Regions from separate parts of the Homo sapiens genome. Here region 1 is linked to region 2. Evidence: chromatin loops called from intact Hi-C (ENCODE). Cell type or tissue: gastrocnemius medialis. All regions are shown on one strand. Links, peaks and the distances in the headings refer to the core of each region. The heading gives the core; the rest is flanking DNA.

What was found. A loop is a pair of places that touch in the nucleus more often than their neighbours do. Peaks named below come from ENCODE experiments on the same cell type or tissue, not always from the same donor. Only the 100,000 strongest peaks of a DNase experiment are listed, where the experiment ranks them.
Region 1: it touches region 2 in a loop (5-fold over the local background); 8 of 110 quality-filtered maps call a loop at or near these places.

The regions. Positions count from the first base shown.
Region 1 is chr21:43,002,461-43,006,846 of GRCh38, forward strand. It overlaps PKNOX1 (PBX/knotted 1 homeobox 1), which reads left to right. Exons shown (of 11, transcript NM_004571.5): 2 at 1,866-1,972. The coding sequence starts at 1,922. Among named protein-coding and RNA genes, the nearest start is that of PKNOX1, 30 kb to the left of the region's middle. In gastrocnemius medialis, for the core only: no CTCF peak of the experiment used is centred there; no DNase peak of the experiment used is centred there.
Region 2 is chr21:42,937,872-42,942,257 of GRCh38, forward strand. No RefSeq gene overlaps it. Among named protein-coding and RNA genes, the nearest start is that of MIR5692B, 11 kb to the right of the region's middle. RefSeq lists enhancers at 1-214, 215-873. In gastrocnemius medialis, for the core only: no CTCF peak of the experiment used is centred there; a DNase peak (open chromatin) is centred at 2,420; H3K27ac peaks cover 1,070 bases.

The DNA of each region.
Region 1 (4,386 bases), core at 152-4,151, 65 kb after region 2:
TCCTGTGCCCTTTGACTGCACCCCCTTAGTGGCTCCAGAATGACGCTGTTGAGGGTGAGTCCCAGCTCAGCCTCTGGCCATCGTGGTGGCTGAGGCCACATTGCTCAGGCTTCTAAGGTGTAAGTGGCATCACAGCAGTGCCTCCCACGGATTTTGTGAGGGCAGATTGCACTAAGATGGCTCAATGTGCTCAAGAGGCGACCTGGCTGCTGCCACGGCTGCTGCTGTTCTCACTGGACTCCTTGTTCCTTTTTCTTTCATTTGTTTGTTTTTGGAGATGGAGTCTCGCTCTGTCACCCAGGCTGGAGTGCAGTGGCACGATCTTGGCTCACTGCAACCTCTGCCTCCTGGGTTCAAGCGATTCTGCTGCCTCAGCCTCCTGAGTAGCTGGGACTATAGGCGCATGCCACCATGCCCGGCTAATTTTTGTATTTTTAGTAGAGACAGGGTTTCACTATGTTGGCCAGGCTGGTCCCAAACTCCTGACCTTGTGATCCACCCGCCTGCACCTCCCAAAGTGCTGTGATTACAGGCGTGAGCCACTGCCCGGCTCCTTGTTCCTTTGAACTGTCTCGCTCAGGACAGGACGGTAGTCCTTCTGCATCCTGCAAGACTTGGACAGGATTTCTTTCCATTTAACACTGTCTCCTAAAGTGCTGCTTTCCTTGGGGAACTTTGCTGTTCTTGCTAGTCCAGAACAAGTGGCACAACTGCCCTTGACCTCCACATGACCTTCTCAGGGCAGCCCAGACTCTAAATGTCTGTGACCTGCACCAGCAGCAGCAAGGCCATGCCGGCCGTGGTCCAGCCCGGCTGCTCTCCCCCACTCTGCAGTGTTTTTCCACACCCATGCTGCAGGTGCTGGTTGCGTTCCTGCTCCATCCTTCAGTGCGGAAGTGGCATTTTGCGGTTTTCTGTTGTCATGAAGCAAGTGCGCCACACTTGCCTGTCTTATGTGCGTGTGTATATGAGCATGCCCATCTCAGTCTCCCTGAGCGCCTCTTTTCCACCCGTCTCAGGCCTCTGTGTTAGCTGTTCCCTCTCTCTGAAACACCAAACTCCCTGATCTCAGCCTGTCTCTCCAGTCTCGACGTAACAGCATCTTCCCAGCGAGGCCTGCTCTGACCACACGGCCCGGGAAAGCAGCCCAGGCCCCCTCTCACTTCACCCTGTGCCCATTCTTGACCCTGTGTATTGTGTCTCTCCCTTGCCTGGTTTGTGTCAGGAAGGCAGAGGCCCTGCCTGTCCTGCTCACTGCCGCACCCCAGGCCCAGCATGCTGCCTGGCATGGGCAGGCATTGACTTGATATTAGCTGGGCAATGAATGACAGTGACTGAAAATGTAATAGCAAGTCAGGGCCTAGCACAGGAAAATAAGTGATTGCTATGTAAGTGAAGGGTTGCTAAGTAGGATTTGGGTCATAACATACTGTTAAGGATAATTTTTTTGTTCTCTACATGTAAAAATATGTATTTTTAAAAATTGGATGTCATGGGCTGGGTGTGGTGGCTCATGCCTGTAATCCCAGCACTTTGGGAGGCCGAGGCGGGTGGATCTCCTGAGGTCGGGAGTTCGAGACCAGCCTGACCAACATGGAGAAACCCCGTCTCTACTAAAAACACAAAATTATCCAGGCATGGTGGCACATGACTGTAATCCCAGCTACTAGGGAGGCTGAGGCAGGAGAAACACTTGAACCTGGGAGGCGGAGGTTGAGGTGAGCCGAGATCGCGCCATTGCACTCCAGCCTGGGCAACAAGAGTGAAACTCGGTCTCAAAAAAAAAAAATTTGATGTTATGGAATGAGGGAGACAAAAAATGCTCTACAACTATTAACTGATGCTTTTCTGGTTTTGTTCTCCAGACACCATTCGCTTTTCACCCAAGATGATTTGATGTCTTATAAAACTCTGATGAACCATGATGGCTACACAGACATTAAGTATAGACAGCTATCAAGATGGGCAACAGGTGAGCTTGAACTTGATTCTGCATTCTAATTACAAATCAACCTGGCACTCAAGCATGAACATTGCTTTGTATACTTGCAATTCAATTGCCATGAGGTTGCATGCTCAGTGTTAGTGTATTATGCATTTATTGTACATTCGTGTTCAGAAAAAAAGCCATAGAATAATACTATTTCGTTAACTGATACCAAGATTGCCAGGAATCTTGACTTCCCTAAGTCATATGACAGTTTCTTGGGAATTTACCTTTTTAATGTCAGTGTTAATTAGCACTGTTACTTTGAAAGAAAACCCGGTTGATTTTCATGATGACAGATTCCCATGTTGACTGGTGGCTCTTCTGAGTGTCTAACTGGATCAGCTTTTGAATGGGAATCTTGTAGCCTCGTCTCCCCAGTTGTAGGCATGAGAGGGGCTGTCCCAGTAATGAATTTGCAGGGGCCCCAGTGCTCTATCTTTGTACCTTGCTCGTGCTTGGATGGTTGTGCCATACACGGGCAGCTCTCCATTGCCCTCCCACCATAGATGAGACTTTGTTCTCCTGGAAGCTGTGGTGTTTTGTGCTTTTGAGTATCTGAGTGTTTTGTGTTCTGTGACCTGAATGAATTGAGGAGCAGGTGGATCGAGACTTGGCTGAGGCCCTTGTGGTCTTTCTTGGCTTGCGATCTTGTTAAACACGGTGTTCTGAACCCACTGGCATTTGGCTCATCATCCCACTGACTCTGGAGCCAGTGAAGGGATTTGGCCCTGCCCTTTACTTTCCTGCCCAGCAGGCAGGGGCAGTGCAGTACACCCCCCTCGGCTCTCCTCCCCACCTCGAGGACTTCGGTGGCAAGGATCAGGCTCCGGAAAACTCACTGGAGCCATGCTGGTGAGGTCTGAGGAGGGGTTAGGAGCTGAGGCGCTGGGTCCCCCTTTCCCTGGTGGTTAGTTTTACCAACCAGTCCTTGTTCAGTTCCTGTGGCAGAGATTTTTGTTGTTGGTGGTGGTGGTGTTAGTGTTTTTTTTTCTCTGTATAGCAATTAAAGGAGGGAGATTCTGTGATGTAGTCAGCCTGCTTCCTTAGCCTAGAAGTCCTTAGTCCTTTGGTATTTCCAATTGACTTTTTTTTTTTTTTCTAAAATGCAAATCTAATAATGTCCCGCCTGAGCTCTCCAGTGGCTCCCTGTGGATTCCTGTGGGTTTCATGCAAAGACTGAGCTGCTCTGTGGCCCGAATCGTCTGGCCCCTCTGGACCCCAGGACGCCCCCAACATCTCTGCCTGGCATATCTTGGGCACCTCTCTGCCTGCCCTGGAGCACCGGTCCTCACTGTTCCCATCACTCTTCTCCCTCCTGCCTGCCAGGTCTTTGCTCCGACCCCACTGCTGCCTCCTGTGCACCAAGGCACGGTGACCACCTCCAACACAGCCTGGTTGCTACCAGCCACCTCCTCCCAGGCAGCTGTGCCAGGTGCAGATGACACCTGGAGCACTGCCCTTTTCATACCCGAGTGTTTCCAAGGGCCTCGGAAGTGTTTAATCAGCATTATTTTAAATAAACATTGAAATATATCTACAGCGTAGACCTATCATAATTATTTTGCCATTTTTCCAAGGTTGAACATTTAGGTTTCTCTCTTTTCACAATCATTTTTTTTTCAAATACTGAAATGAATCTTTTAAGGCTTCTTATTTTTTATTATTTATTTATTTACTTATTTATTTATTTTGAGACAGAGTCTTGCTCTGTTGCCCCGGCTGGAGTGCAGTGGTGTGATCTCAGCTCACTGCAACCTCCGTCTCCCAGGTTCAAGCAATTCTCCTGTCTCAGCCTCCTGAGTACCTGGGATTACAGGTGTGTGCCACCACGCCCAGCTAATTTTTTTGTATTTTTAGTAGAGACAGGGTTTCACCATGTTGGCCAGGCTGATCTTGAACCCCTGACCTCAGGTGATCCGCCCACCTTGGCCTCCCAAAGTGCTGGGATCACAGGCATAAGCCACTGTGCCTGGCCTTTTTAAGGCTTTTTATACATGCTGGCAGATTGCCTTACACAAATACTGTGTCCACTTAGGCTTTATTGCTTTTATTTTTTTTTTTTAAGAGAAACATAAACAGTTTTCCTAATATGTTGTACCATTTAAAGGCAGCAGAATAGAAGTCATCTTATTGCAAAAACAAGACATTGGAGGGAAGAGAGCACAGGGCTGGAGGATGTGAGAGGCGTCCTGTGCGGGTGGGCGTTCATGGCTGGCCCCCAGTCTGTCTGGACAGTGGGGATGGCCCCGCTCCCATGAGGTCTCCCCGCCCCCGCTGCCCCAAGCTGCTTCCTCAAGGGGCAGAAGCATGGCCAAATCCACCGCGGGAGAAATGGCCCGTCCTGGTCCTGAGGAAGCTGAGGTCAGGACAGTCTAATCTGCTGCTCATGGATAACT
Region 2 (4,386 bases), core at 226-4,225:
CAGACCGAACCAATGTACTTCTTACCTATATTGATTGATGTCTCACGTCTCCCTAAAATGTATAAAACCAAACTGTGCCCCGACCACCCTGGGCACGTGTTGTCAGGACCTCCTGAAGCTGTGTCGCGGGTGCGTACTCAACCTTCGCAAAATAAACTTTCTAAATTAACTGAGGCCTGCCTCAAATTTTCAAGGTTCCCGTGCCTTAGCCTCCCGAGTAACTGGGACTACAGGCACGTGCCACCACGCCCGACTAATTTTGTTGTTGTTGAGACAGAGTCTAGCTATATTGCCCAGGCTGGTCTCCAACTGCTGGGCTCAAGTGATCTTCCTGCCTCTGCCTCCCAAAGCGCTGGGATTACAGCCACGAGCCACCATGCCCGGCCTTCTTTTTCTCTTTCCAGCATTGGCTTTGAAATCTTATGAAATCCAAGCGGATGGGAGCCTAAGCTAACGAGTATGTCTTGATGGTTTTAGTTCATCAGAACCCTTGCCAAGACTTTTATTTTTAAATGTACGGCTTAAAATATATCATCCTCGGCCCTGAGCCAATGAGAGGAAGCCAAGGTAAAACACTCTCTTCTCCAGGACATATGGAAAGTCGCTGCTGCCGGAGTAAGGGAGAAATTCTAGAAAGGACGTTCTAGTGCAACAGGCAAAGTTTCATGGCACCGACAGCTATTTTCCAGGAAAGAAGCTTTAAACTATGGAGTTTATGGAAAAAAAGAAAGGGGGGAAAAGACATTTCTGCAAACTGACCTAAGCCCTGGGAATCTGAACCTTCCTATCTGAGGAAAGGGAGGGGGGACTCCGAGGGCCTCTGCAGGACACAGGTGCAATGTTTACCTGCTGCTGTCAGTGAGGATCCTCTGCATGGAGGAGCCCTTCCTTGGCCTGAGTTGTACTTAAAAGCAGGCACTTGTCTTTCATTTTTTTGAGACAGGGTCTCACTCTGTCCCCCAGGCTGGAGTGCAGTGGCGTGACCATGGCTCACTGCAACCTCCACCTCCCGGGTTCAAGCGATTCTCCCACCTCAGCCTCCCAAGTAGATGGGACCACAGGCGTGCACCACCACGCCCAGCTCATTTTTGTATTTTTTGCTAGAGATAGGGTTTCACCATCTTGGCCAGACTGGTCACAAACTCTTGACCTCAAGTGATCTTCCTACCTCAGCTTCCCAAAGTGCTGAGATTTCAGGCGTGAGCCACCGCGCCAGCCCAGGCTGTTGTCTTTCTCATGGCTTTGAGTTTCCACCCTTCCTCCCTTTTCCTTGTGCCACTGAGCACTTTAAAAATCCTAATTGTGTCACCAGACGGGTTGCAAACTAAGGCATCTACTTGCGGGAGTCAGCCTAAGCCAGCTCATGGGGCTTGAAGTTTTCTTTGGTTTTTTGTTTCTTGTTTTTTTTTTTTTTTTTTTTTTTTTTGAGACGGAATTTTGCTCTTATTGCCGAGGCTGGAGTGCAATGGTGCGATCTCAGCTCACTGCAACCTCTGCCTCCCGGGTTCAAGCGATTCTCCTGCTTCAGCCTCCCGAGTAGCTGGGATTACAAGCATGCGCCATCAAGCTTGGCTGATTTTTTTGTATTTTTAGTAGAGATGGGATTTCTCCATGTTGGCCAGGCTGGTCTTGAACTCCCGACCTCAGGTGATCCACCCACCTCGGCCTCCCAAAGTGCTGGGATTGCAGGCGTGAGCCACCGCCCCCGGTCACAGTATTTTTAAGGTGTATTTTCCAGCATCTTTTGATGCTCTTCATACTTTTTTCAACCTTTCAGTTATTTAAGTGCATCATTCTCTTTCCACAATCTCAGCACCCTGAGGGTTTCCGCTTCTCTTCTGCCCCTTTGGTGAATGCTCTATTTATGATTCTTCTTGTAAAACTGAACACGTTGGGTGGCTCTTCCACTCAGCCCAGCTGGAGCTACACTGCCTAGAGGCCAGGGTGATCCTGGGATGTCACAAGCGCAGTGAAGGGACCCTTATGTTACAGGAAAGGGGTCCAGATCCAGACCCCAAAAGAGGGTTCTTAGATCTCGTGCCAAAAAGAATTCAGGGCCAGTCTGTAAAGCGAAACCAAGTTTATTAAGAAAGTAAAGGAATAAGGGAATGGCTACTCCAAAGGCGGAATAGGAATACGACTAGGAAACGGCATGCAGTGCTACTAGATAGTCAAAGTTTCAGATTTTTTAATTTATTGTTGGGATTGGGGTGTCGTTAGAAAAAAGTATGAAAAGAGACGGTTAGCAGTGCAATTGAAGACATGTTAGGTTAATATATAATGTATGAGTCTGTGTAACGGATAGTTTTTATTCATCATAAAATTCTCAAAAGACTCACAGATGTGTGGCCCTTGCAGCTGTTCTTCCCTTGCTAACAGCGTTAGGCTCTGACTCAGAGGAGTTTTGTGCCAAAGAATTCTGGCAGCGTCTACAGTTCTTGTGAAATTCCCAGTGAGGAAATCGTTCACTGTGAGCAGGGGCGATGATGACAAGACGATCCAGGGGATGGGGAAGGAGCCCAGGAAGAAAGAATACAGAGCCCCGGGCATGTGAAATGTATCAGCCTCAAAATTCTTATCTTTCTTTACATCTTTCTATTTACAAAGTCTTGTTTTTGTTTTTGTTTGAGATGGAGTTTCACTCTGTCGCCCAGGCTGGAGTGCAGTGGCACTATCTTGGCTCACCACAACCTCCGCCTCCCAGCTTCAAGCACTTCTCCTGCCTCAGCCTCCCGAGTAGCTGGGATTACAGGCACGCGCCACCACACCTGGCTAATTTTGTATTTTTAGCAGAGATGGGGTTTCTCCATGTTGGTCAGGCTGGTCTCAAACTCCCGACTTCAGGTGATTGCCAGCCTCGGCCTCCCAAAGTGCTGGAATTACAGGTGTGAGCCACCACACCCGACCCTGTTTTTGTTTTTTGACATGCAGTCTCACTGTGTCACCGAAGCTGGAGTGCAATGGTATGATGCTGGCTCACTGCAGCTTCCACCTCCCAGGTTCAAGGGATTCTCCTGCCTCAGCCTCCCCAGTAGCTGGGACTACAGGTGCCCGCCACCACAACCAGCTAATATTTGTATTTTTAGTAGAGATGGGGCTTCACCATGTTGGCCAGGCTGGTCTCAAACTCCTAACCTGAGGTGATCCACCTGCCTTGGCCTCCCAAAGTGCTGAGATTACATGTGTGAGCCACCGCACCCAGCCCAAAGTCTGTTTTTCTTGGCGGGGGTTGGCAGTCAGGGAGCAAATCAGAGTGGCCTATGCACAAAAGGTTGAGAACAGAACTGTGATTTGGAGAGGGAATTCTCCAGCCAGCGTGTCACAAAGCCGCTCACCTGCTCGTGTGAGTGTCTGAATGCACGTGTTTGAGTGTCAGGGGCGTGTGAACCACAGCAACTCAATCTTGAATAGGGGCTGGGTAAAGTGAGGCTGAGACCTCCCGGGGCTGCATTCCCAGATGGTTAAGGCATTCTAAGTCACAAGATGAGATAGGAAGTTCGCACAAGACACTGGTCATAAAGACCTTGCTGATAAAACAGGTTGCAGTAAAGAAGCCGGCTAGGGCCGGGCGCGGTGGCTCATGCCTATAATCCCAGCACTTTGGGAGCCCAAGGCAGGCGGATCACCTGAGGTCAGGAGTTCGAGACCAGCCTGACCAACATGGAGAAACCCTGTCTCTACTAAAAAGTACAAAATTAGCCGGGTGTGGCGGTGCATGCCAGTAGTCCCAGCTACTCGGGAGACTGAAGCAGGAGAATTGCTTGATCCCGGGAGGCGGAGGTTGTGGTGGGCCGAGATCGCACTATTGCACTTCAGCCTGGGCAACAAGAGTGAAACTGTCTCACACACACACAAAAAGTTATAGGTAGGACAATTTCCAGGTATGGTTGTTTTGCAATCAGGGCATCTCAGCGGGTCCACCAAATAGGAGGTTTGTCTCTGTGCCTGGATGGTTTCATTACTCATTCATGAGACAAAGAGCGGGAAGGTAGAGGGTCTGGGTGTGGCTTTGTCACAGGTAAACACTGGTGCCGGATGGGCACGGTGGCTCAAGCCTATAATCTTAGCACTTTGGAAGGTGGAGGCAGGAGGATCCGTTGAGCCCAGGAATTTGAGACCAGCCTGCACAACATGGCGAGATCTCATCTCTACAAAAATTTAAAAGTTAACCAGGCATGGTGGTGCATGCCTGTAATTCCAGCTACTCTGGAGGCTGAGGTGGGAAGATTGACCCAGCCCAGGAAGCGGAGGTTGCAGTGAGCTATGATTGCACCATTGCACTCCAGCCTGGGCAACGGGGCGAGACCCTGTCTCAAAAACAAAAACAAAATGTAGGATATAATAAATTCTTCTTCAAAGGTTTTAGCCTGTAAATTGTTTAGTACA